Linked DNA regions of Homo sapiens: region 2 is linked to region 1. Evidence: read pairs that join two places in POLR2A ChIA-PET (ENCODE). Cell type or tissue: PC-9. All regions are shown on one strand. Each heading gives the region's core, and the rest is flanking DNA. Links, peaks and the distances in the headings are about the cores only.

Region 1 (5,370 bases), core at 142-5,141:
CCACACAGAAAGTGTTACAGAAACAGAAAATGTCATGTGCAAGCCATCCACAAAGAACTCTCCACCACAGATGCCAATGAGACAAGCGGGGGACATCCAGGAAGGATGGGGTGAGGATCTCTGCCCTTGGGTGAGACTGTCCCCACCACAGCCCCCTTCCCCAAGAAGAAGGGAAGCTTGGTTCACTATTCTCCCACCTCTGCCTACCTCAAAAAGGAGAATTGAAGTCTCACCTTGCTATTAAACTTTTTGCTGAGTTTTTTGAACCAATCAGCCTTCAAGTCAGGAAGAAGCTCCTTCAGTCTCCAGCACCGCTGGGGGAGATGGCCCCTGCATCACCAGCCTTGTCTTCTAGGGAGGGGTGCGTCCACCCGGGACCCTGGAGTGTGCTCTCCTGGATCCTGCTGATAATACCCATGGCTGGTATTTGTGCAGCCCTTACCCTGAGCAGGGCATTGTGCTAAACAGTTAAGGTACATTATCTTATTTAGCCCTTATAGCAGCCCCTGCAATAATGTCATCCCCATTATTCAGATGAGGAAACTGAAATGAGATTGGCATCAGAGCTGTTCTCAAACCCCTGAGGCCATGTGCTATTCTAGGGAGGCTTTCCACAGCCTCCAGTGAGGCTCATCTGCTTCACATCCTGCAGTGGTTCCTCACAGACTACCCTACTCAGCCTGGCTTCCCTAACTGACTCTCTTCCCTGCCAGGCCCTGCTGACCAATGCCATCTAACACTGGCAGTTCCCTCTGACACCCCAAGACTCCTCTCCAGATTTCCAGAGCTTTGCATGTACCATTCCCTCTGCCAAGATAGGCCTCATCAAGCTCACCTCATGAACTCCTCATGGAAGACCAGGAGCACATATCACCTGGGAACCATCTCAGACTGCCACTTCCAGCCTGAGTTTGGGCCATACCTACAGGGCCACCACTAGCCTTTGTGCAAATCAGAAAAAGGTACCCACTTTTGGCAGATACAGGAAACCATGAAGGAGGTCACAGACTGCCTTTCAGCTTCCTAGCTCCCTTTGCTAGGTGCCTTTTTGCAGTGCATGCACAGGACAGATGTACTCTGTGGCCTGGCTTTGGGTCCTTCATCTGGCTTTGGGACCCCTCCTATGGCCACAGTGACCACAATGCACAGAAATAGCTTTTATTTGCTCATCTCACTACTTGTCCCCTCGCCACCACCTCCCGCCATGAAAATTCTTTGAAGGTAAGGAGGAGTCCCCTACCTGCCTTGGGCCCGAAGCTTGGCCTCCAAAGAGGTACCAGTAATAACAATTGTAGCCAGAATCTTTCTGAGCTCTTGCTTGTCAGGGACCATGCTAATTGCTTTTTGAACATAGGCTTATTAAATCCACAGGCTTGGACACCTGTGTGAGGTTACAAAGTAGCAAAACCAGGATTTCAATCCATGCCTTGTCTGAGGCATTTTCCATGACTGCCATTTATCTGCTAATATCTGTCATTGATTAAACATCCAGTGACTGGAAATGGCCACATGGAGAGGAGTGTGGGAGTTAGGATCTCCAATAAAGATGGCCAATTTGGAACTCAGTCTAAGGTTTACCCTTCTTTGGGCCCCAGTTCTGTCACCTGTATCACAAAGGATGGGAGCAAAGGCATTTGAAACCCTGCCTGCTGGGGCAGGGCACAGGATAGTGTTCAGTGGGGTCATGCTGGACTGTGACCTCAGCCAAAATCCCAGGGCAGGCCTGGGGGTGCAAACACGGGCAGAGGCAGGGAGGAGCCTAACCGCACCAGACTGTGGCCCCGGGCCTTTGGGTCTGGGCCCTCACGCACTGACCACTGGACTTTAGGTCCTCCCCACCCCACCCCCATGACGTCTGAAGGAGCAGAGAGCTGTGAAATGAAAATTCAAAAAGCCAAGTCTCTCAAGTAACCCAGGCTTGCCCATTCCTGAGAAGTCAGTTTGGTGGCCAATGCCTGGCCTTGACCTGTGTAAACAGAGGGGAAGGGATGAGGACAGAAGGAAGACTCCAGTCCCAGAACAAAATGACTCTGGGGACAGAGGCTGAGAGAAAGCAGGAAGCAAGCTATATTTCCCATTGCCCAGGCACAGCTACATACACGCCATAGACAACCAGATACAGCCCTGTTCTCAGTGAGGCACAGGGAACTCAGCCTGTATATGGGATATTGATGGGGAGAGGGACAGTTTGGGGGCTGTTGTGCCCCTGACAATAACCCTTGGCTTCTCTAGACACAATCATGGTTCAACTCTGTCCTATGGGAGTGGGACTGAGTGCTCCCAGAGGCCAAAGCTGTGGCTCCAGCCTCCCTGCCACACTTCAGGAAGAGGGAGGGAGAGCATTGCTGAGAGGTGGGGAGGTAACTGAATGGGGCCTTAGGGGAGGCAGAGGCACAGTGTCCCAATCTGGAGCCCTGCACCTGGAGGAGGGGTGCCCTGGGCAGGAGAAGCCAGCCTGCCCTGAAAGTGCCCTGCCCGACCCAAAGCCTGAAGGCTAGGGTGTGGTGGTGTGGGGGAGGCCTGCTGGAGGAGGCAGGGTGGGGCTCAGCCTCCTCTCTACAAATCTGGTCCTGGAGGGCAGTGCAGGGTCAGAAATGGCCCGCACTGAGACTTCCGAAAATGGCCCAGCCTCTTTCTCTTCAGACCTGGGGCCCCAAGACCCCAGCTACCACCCCCTACTCTGCCCTTCCCTTCAGACTCCAAGGAATGGGGTGCTCAGACAGTGCTTGGGGGTGGGCCCGGGATGAACTGCTCTTTGAACTGGTGAGACTGGTTCTGTGTCTAGCCGCCTGGGCAGTCACGGGTTGCCTGCCAGGCCTGGGAGGAGGGAGGCCTCAAGAAAGGGCCCCTCGTAAATCGTTAACTCCCAGAGCCCAGCCGCCGCTGGGTGCCCTGGGCCCCACCCCCAGTCATGACTCTGGTCCTGAGAATGCCCATCCCAGCCCAGAAGTCAAAGGTTAGAGGTCAGAGCCAGACGTCCCAGCACCTGGGCAAGTCCTTCCCCCAGCTAGCAACAGGGAGGGGAGCAGGAGGGCTTTCTGTGGGGACGCTGCTTCCTTCGAATCCGGAAGCTTTTCATCCTCGTCTGCCATCCAGCCGTCTTGCATCCCTGCCCTTTGCCTCTCAGGAGAGGCAGGCCTCTGGGTGGGCTTCCTGGGGCAACCCCTGGGCAAGTCCCAATCCCACCAGTCCTTTCTCCTCCTGGAGATAATTATGCCAGACCCACTCACTCCACCTCAAAGGCGTCACCAGGACTAGAAGGTGAATGAGATGAGGAAAAGAACTAGATACTGTTCAGAATTGGGACAGGACCCTTTGTAGAGGCACTGTGTTAAGTGATCCCTTCACCAGCATGCTAGGTCATCTGTTTAGCAATCTCATTCCCACTTTGCAAATAAGTAAACTGAGGCTCTGAGAGGGGAATGACTGATTCACCCAGGCTATGGCGGCTGTACAGGAAAGAGCTTGGATTTGGTCCAGTTTTGTGCTATCAAGCTGAGCCTTGAATGGGGTTCAGCCCTCTCCTCAAATTCCTAAGCTACAGGTGTGAGGACACACCCTAAAGGCAGAATGGGCTGGACAACCCCTCTCTCCCACGGAAACACTGTCAGGGGCCCCTGAGATGGGGGCAGATGGGGGAGTGTATGTGGGCAGGAGACGGTCAATGCCCCCCCCACCTCTCCGAGCCCCTCCCCGAGGGCAACCCTCCCCCAGGTCACACCCCGCTAGGTGCCACGACAGAGGAGACTTGGTTGCTGTCCCCCACCCCACCCTCAAGAAAAATTCTCCAGACAGACTAATGAGGAGGATTGATGGTGCTACCACCCTTTTCACTAGGGAGGCATCTCAGAAGCCGAGGAGACGAGAAAAAACAACATCAACTTTTAATCGAGATTGCAGATTCAGAAAAGATTCATAAGTGAAATGATTCCCTAAGGAAATATAAAAAGTTACTTACGGCATTGCTAAATTGGGCATGCTTCAATCAGGGGCTGTTGAGAAATCATTAAGATCTACAAGACGATGTTTTAGATATATGTGAGCTCCGTCAGGAGGGCTGGCTATTGCTCCAGCTAGAGAGAGGGGATCTGGTCCTGAGCTGGCTGGCCTCCTGTGTCACCCACCTCAATCCAGGGGAAGGAGGAGAAAGTGAAGAGAATCCCTACCTGCCAGGCTCCAAAGGCCACTGCCCAGAGACTGCAACTGTGTCCAGAGGCCCAGAGACTACAGCAAGGGAGAGTGCAGCAGTGGGGCTGTGGTTAGATGGAACTGTTTATTGTTGGAAGTAACTTTTTTCCCTTTCAAATGGCCTAATGGGGAATGGTAGGGCTGTAACTATCTACTTCCCTTGAAATACTAAAGAGGGGACACCCCCTTCATATCCCCTGATCCCTTTCCCTGTTCCTTGAGTTGGCCTGAGGAAGTGGGCACCCTACTTGGAGACAGAATTACCAGAATACACTCTTAGACCTATGCCTGAGATCTTTGCTGGAGGGGTGAGGGATGGGGGAGATCACTCTGTTTGGTCACTCCCTCCAGGGAACACTAGGGGAGTGGACCATCCTAGGGAATGTTCTAGGATGATCACTAGCTTTTGAGGACATCTTCCCCTCCCCACTGCAGCCATTTTCTCAGGTGGAAGGCTTACCTGAGGCTCCACCTTCCGCTCTTGCTGCAGCCTGGGAGGGGTTTTTTTTCCTCAGGCCTAGGGACTTTCAGAGTCAGTCTGGGACATCAGTGAAACATGGGAGCGACAGGATCACAATGCATACTGATCTCTCCCTCTGTGCACTCCTGGGGCTCAGGAGAGGGATAAGGCCTTACCCATCTCCATGCTGTCCAGGGCCTGGTCCCAGTTGGTGCTAAATGTTTAGGGAAGGCATCGGGATGTGGCTGGACCAAGTCTGTTCCATGTCGGGGGGAAGGGCACAGGAAAAAGAGAGATGGACCAGGGCCTGCTGTGGGGGCTCTAGTGGCCACACCTGGATTCCTTTCCTTAGATCCATCTGCCTGGGTGAGCCCCCTCCTCCACCGCCAAATCATCTGGGAAGGCAAGAAACCCGAGCCGGATGGTGGTGGCCACACTGCCTTGCGGGTGACCCGAACCCGATCCCGGGCAGGTCCTAGCCAGGCCAAGGCGCTATTTTAAACCCCAGCCCCAAGCTGCCGCCTTAGCCCGCCAGGCCATCTCTGATTACAAAGCCACTGCCCACCTCCCAGTCACTTCTTCCTCCCTGCCCTGGGACCCCCTAGGCTGGTGCTGGGTTCAGTGTGTCTTGGGGCAGTCTGTCAACTGGCACCAATGCTCCTCTCCATCCCCCAGCCCTGTCCACTGAGGCACCCTCATTCCTCCCCACACACAGGGATCCA
Region 2 (5,370 bases), core at 301-5,300, 270 kb after region 1:
GGTGGTGTGTGCCTGTAATCCCAGCTTCTCGGGAGGCTGAGGCAGGAGAATTGCTTGAACCTGGGAGGCGAAGGTTGCGGTGGGCCGAGATCGTGCCATTGCACTCCAGCCTGGGTGACAGGGTGAGACTCCATCTCAAAAAAAAAATTAAAACATCGCAAATCTGGGATGTATATTTTAATTGAGACAGGGTCTCAGACTATCACCCAGACTGGAGTGTAGTGGCACAATCATAGCTCACTACAGCCTCAAACTCCTGGGCTTATGTGACCCTCCTGCCTCAGCCTCCCAAATAATTGGGACTACCGGTGCACAGGTGCATGCCACCATGCCCGGCTAATTTTTGAATTTTTTGTAGAGACGGGGTCTTACTTTATTGCCAAGGTTGGTCTTGAACTCCTGGGCTCAAGTGATCCTCCCATCTCAGCCTCTCAAAGTACTGGGATTATAGGTGTGAGCCACCACACCTGTCCTCAATTTTTTTTTTTTGAGATGGAGTCTTGCTCTTGTCACCCAGGCTGGAGCACAATGGCGTGATCTCGGCTCACTGCCACCTCCGCCTCCTGAGCTCAACCGATTCTCTTGCCTCAGCCTCCCAAGTAGCTGGGATTACAGGTGTGCACCACCACACCCAGCTAATTTTTGTATTTTTAGTAGAGACAGGGTTTCACTATGTTGGCCAGGGTAGTCTCAAACTCCTGACCTCAGGTGATCCGCCCACCTTGGCCTCCCAAAGTGCTAGGATTACAGGCGTGAGCCACCACACCTAGCCTCTATTTTTAAATTAAGATGGGGGTCTATGTTGCCCAGGCTGGAGTGCAGTGGTTATTCACAGGTGTGATCATAGCATACTACAGCCTCAAACTCCTGGACTCAAGCAATCCTTCTGTCTCGGCCTCCTGAAGAGCTGAGAGTACAGGTGCATGCTATATACCATCTGGCTAAATCTGGGATTTTTAACAACATCCATCTGACGCAGTCAATGGCCTGTGTCCCATCCACTGCACCATACTGCCTCTGCTGGAGGGTTTCAGGGGACCTGGGCTGCAGGACTGGGGAAGGCTCCATGGAGATGGGAGTTAATGACTGCATCAGTATAGGGACATAAGGGATGGTAGTAGCAAGATGATGGGCCTCCATTTTGTCACTTACCAGCCTGATCACAGCCACAGGTCCTGTCTGCCTCCCTCTCTCTCAAGATCCAAGTGTTCATGTTCACATAACATAGGTGTCAGAGGCTGTCTCTGAACAGCTGGTGGGTTGGGGCTGGGGAGGACAGAGGAGGGCCAGGGTTCCCCGTAGGATTTTAGGCAGAATCAAAGGAAGGTGCTCTTGGTAGCAGCTGTCCCTTCGATGGATGGGTGGCTATTTGAACATGGTACCCCTGCCCATTTAGAGGATGCTAGACTGGGGGCTGGAACAGACCATCCTATGGGCCTGAGACAGTCAAGTGGCAGCCTCAATGCCTAGGGAATATGAGGAGATGGAGAGCATCTGGGTAGGCATCTGTACATGAAGAGGCTTCTTTGTGACTTGGGTGGCTAGTTTAAGCTATCCAGTCATCCTTAACAACAGCTGCAGAACTGCCTGAGTCCCTTATACCCCACATTTCAACCCACCTGAGCATCACAACTGTCCCTGCCAGGAATCATCCTGTGTGTCATGCCACATAAGCTCAGCAGTCTTCAGTATCCACTGAGGAACCTAAAGCTCAGGGGGGTTGTCACTTGCCTAAGGTCACACAACCTGGATTCAAACTAAGGTCTAGCTGGCTCAAAACCCTGTCCTTAACCATGGAATAGCAAAAGCCTTTTCCAGCCCTTAACTTCCTGCTGGGGATGGGCCATTTTGCATTTGTTTTTTTTGTTTGTTTGTTTGTTTTGTTTTTGAGACGGAGTCTCGCTCTGTCGCCCAGGCTGGAGTGCAGTGGCGCAATCTTGGCTGTGCCTCCCAGGTTCACACCATTCTCCTGCCTCAGCCTCCCGAGTAGCTGGGACTACCGGTGCCCGCCACCACGCCTGGCTAATTTTTTGTATTTTTAGTAGACACAGGGTGCTCTTTGTCTTTACCTATCCAGAGCCCAACCTTAGAGGGCAGTCCGTTTAGTTCAGCACATGCTGCTAGAGCTTACCAGCTTGGCCCTGAATCAGACACTGAGGAGGATATGCCAAAAAGTGTAAGTCAGTAACAATTTGTTTAGAGGAGCTCCTGGCACAAGATAGGTGGTAAAACTAGATTTAAGCAAGCAATGAAGTCAAGGAAGCCGGGCTGGAGTTATTGGGAGGGTTTACTGATGAGGGAGAGTAGGTGAGGCCTAGGAAAAAGGAGGGGGCTTGGAGAAGTACAGAAGGCACTGAAGGTTGGGATGTAGTGGGCAGGCTGACTGGTCTGCTAGAGGGAGCTCTGGGCTGGCTGCCATGTGTGTCTTGGCAGTGGTGCGAGGTAATCGGACACCAGAAACATAGTCCTACGCCACACCTATGGCTCATCCCACTCTACTGTGCCCACTGTGTGTGCCCTTTGTACAGCCAAGCCCAATCAAGGTTTCTCTTCCAGACTGTGTGTGCCCTTTGTAGAGCCAAGCCCAAACAGTGTCTCTTCCAGGTAGTCTTCCCTAGGGACTCCACCTTCCCTCAGTGCCCTCTCCTGTGAGATTTTGGAACATAACTTGGTTTGTGCTACTCATGGGTTTGTTCTCAGCCTGGGCTGCCAGCAAGTGGAAATTCCCACTCCTGCTAGATTTATAGTATTTCAGTCTTTGTCGATCCCAGCCCTCTTGTGAAAACCTGAGATCTCATGTGACCCTGCCCCACCTGAGGGAGAATTCCTAGTTGTAAAAATTACTAGCCCGGCTCAGTGGCTCACACCTATAATCCCAGAACTTTGCAAGGCCAAGGCGGGCTGATCACTTGAGGTCAGGAGTTCGACACCAGTGCCTGGCCAACATGGTGAAACCTCATCTCTATTAAAATTACAGTAATTAGCCGGGCGTGGTGGGTCACACCTGTAATCCCAGCTACTCGGGAGGCTGAGGCAGGAGAATCGCTTGCATCTGGGAGGCAGAGGTTGCAGTGAACCGAGATCAACCCACTGTACTCCATCCTGGGCAACAGAGCAAGACTCTGTCTCAAAAACAACAACAACAACAAAAAAAACACAACACAAAAAAACAAATTATTTGGTGTATCCCTACCTCCAAAGATTTTATTTAGCTTGACTTTCTGAAGTTTGTATTATAAAAATGAGTTTTTCACATATGGAATCATAATATGAAATATTAACACTGATTATAGTGTTTCAAAATATGCCTCCCTTACCCCCAGAACGCAATCTGGACTTGATTTGGTCCCCATGGGCCTAACACACATTACCACATACTCACAGATTTAGGTTCACAATTACTTAACTTTTTGTCCCTTTCTTCATCTTAAAATTTTGTATAGGCCGGGCACAGTGGCTCACGCTTATAATCCCAGCACTTTGGGAGGCCAAGCCAGGCAGATCACAAGGTCAGGAGTTCAAGACCAGCCTGACCAACATAGTGACACCCCGTCTCTACTAAAAATACAAAAATTAGCTGGGCATGGTGGTGCATGCCTGTAATCCCAGCTACTAAGGAGACTGAGGCAGGATAATCGCTTAAACCCGGGAGGAGGAGGTGGCAGTGAGCCGAGATCGTGCCAGTGCACTCCAGCCTGGGCAACAGAGCGAGACTGTCTCAAAAAAATAAATAAATAAAATAAAATAAAATAAAAATTTGTACAATGGTGTCTATACATCTCCCAGGGGTATGTTTTCAAGAAACAAGATAATGAAATTAAAGCACTTAGCACAGAGCCTGGCACACTGTAGTTACACAATAAATACTACTATAACTAGTATCCTTTAGTGTTCCTTAGAGCTCTGGCCAAGTTAGGAGCTCAGAAACCATAGATTCAGCCACGTTTTAGGACCAAATGATAGTTAAGGAAGATACTTGATTCCAGAAGTCTGCCTTAGGACTGGGTTATGGGAAGTGGGGGTGGCTGAGGGTTGCTGGCCTTGGTAAATGACCTCACTATCCTCTTCCAGGGAGCCCAGAGGAGCGTGGTCTGATACAGTGGAAAGCTGGGGCTCATGCCAACAGTGACATGTCTTCCAGCCTCAAGAGCTACGATTTCCCCATTGGGATGGGCATAGTAAAAAGAATTACCTTTCTGAAATACATTCCTATCTGCCCAGTCTTCAAAGGATTTTCTTCAAGTTCAAAAGATCAGATTGCAATTCCAGAAGACACTCCAGAAAATACAGAAACTGCATCTGTGTGCACCAAGGTCTGAAAAATGACTTCCAGGAAAGGTAGGATGTGTCTATGGTTTTTGTGGGAGGGTTGAATAATCAAAACATTCTTATGCTTTAACCAAAGAAAAACCAAACTACTCAGTTCTCTTTCTTGTAAACTGTTTGAATGTCCTCAAAGAGAAGGTGAGCTGGGTAAAAAGTCAACATACGGATTTTGGGTGGAATTCCTTTACCATTTCATAGTAACAGCAGAACTTCCCAACTAGTGTGGGCCACTAAGAGGCTACAAGTATGCTGAAATGCAGATCCTCTAGCCTTCCAGACACCTGGGCAGAATCTGGGCCAATTGGAGTCCTTGAGCTAAGAACTCTAGCCACTGGCAGCCTCATTCTTGTACTCCAGTATGCTAAACAAGTATCACTTTGATATGCGACATGGAAAATGTTGAGAAATGCAGCACAAGAACAGGAAAAATCCTCTCATATACACTGCCTTGTCTCAATAACGTCATAAAATTAAAACCCTTTAAAACAGGATGCCTTTATCCTAAAACGATGCCTGTACAAGCCCTGATGAGGTGACACTTTGTCCTTAGGTCTTCAGAACGCATGGGCAGCTGATGCTCGGAAACCTTCCATCACTATCTGTAATGCAGATGCCTGGCTCTCTACTAAACACTGAAGTGGGTTCAATGTGCACGTTCCCTCAGACAGACAAGAAAAGTTCCCAAAAAGAGAGGTTAGCCTAGATGACTCCTTAATAGTAAAAATAACAACACTTAAAACAGGACTTTCTATGTCTTAAGTACTTATATATATTAACTACTCACATAATCCAGAGACAGTTATTACTGCTATTTTAGAGATGTGGAAAGGAAGGTACAGAAAGGTTAAGTGATATGCCCATGATCACAGGATTCACATCCAGGAAGTCTGGCTAGAGTTCCCTTTTCCTTTTTTTTTGAGACAGAGTCTTGCTCTGTCGCCCAGGCTGGAGTGCAGTGGCGCCATCTCGGCTCACTGCAACCTCCACCTCCCGGGTTCAAGCAATTCTCCTGTCTCAGCCTTCTGAGTAGCTGGGATTACAGGC

What was found. ChIA-PET counts read pairs that join two places held together with the same protein. Peaks named below come from ENCODE experiments on the same cell type or tissue, not always from the same donor. Only the 100,000 strongest peaks of a DNase experiment are listed, where the experiment ranks them.
Region 2: POLR2A ChIA-PET joins it to region 1 with 5 read pairs; 3 of 35 experiments call an interaction of 5 or more read pairs at or near these places.

Annotation. Positions count from the first base shown.
Region 1 is chr5:139,640,654-139,646,023 of GRCh38, reverse strand. No RefSeq gene overlaps it. Among named protein-coding and RNA genes, the nearest start is that of CXXC5, 5.0 kb to the left of the region's middle. In PC-9, for the core only: no CTCF peak of the experiment used is centred there; DNase peaks (open chromatin) are centred at 2,453 and 2,793; H3K4me3 peaks cover 962 bases; H3K27ac peaks cover 2,005 bases.
Region 2 is chr5:139,370,955-139,376,324 of GRCh38, reverse strand. It overlaps SLC23A1 (solute carrier family 23 member 1), which reads left to right. Exons shown (of 15, transcript NM_005847.5): 14 at 4,072-4,338. The coding sequence ends at 4,319. Among named protein-coding and RNA genes, the nearest start is that of SLC23A1, 9.7 kb to the left of the region's middle. In PC-9, for the core only: CTCF peaks have their summits at 2,099 and 2,382; a DNase peak (open chromatin) is centred at 2,484; H3K27ac peaks cover 2,201 bases.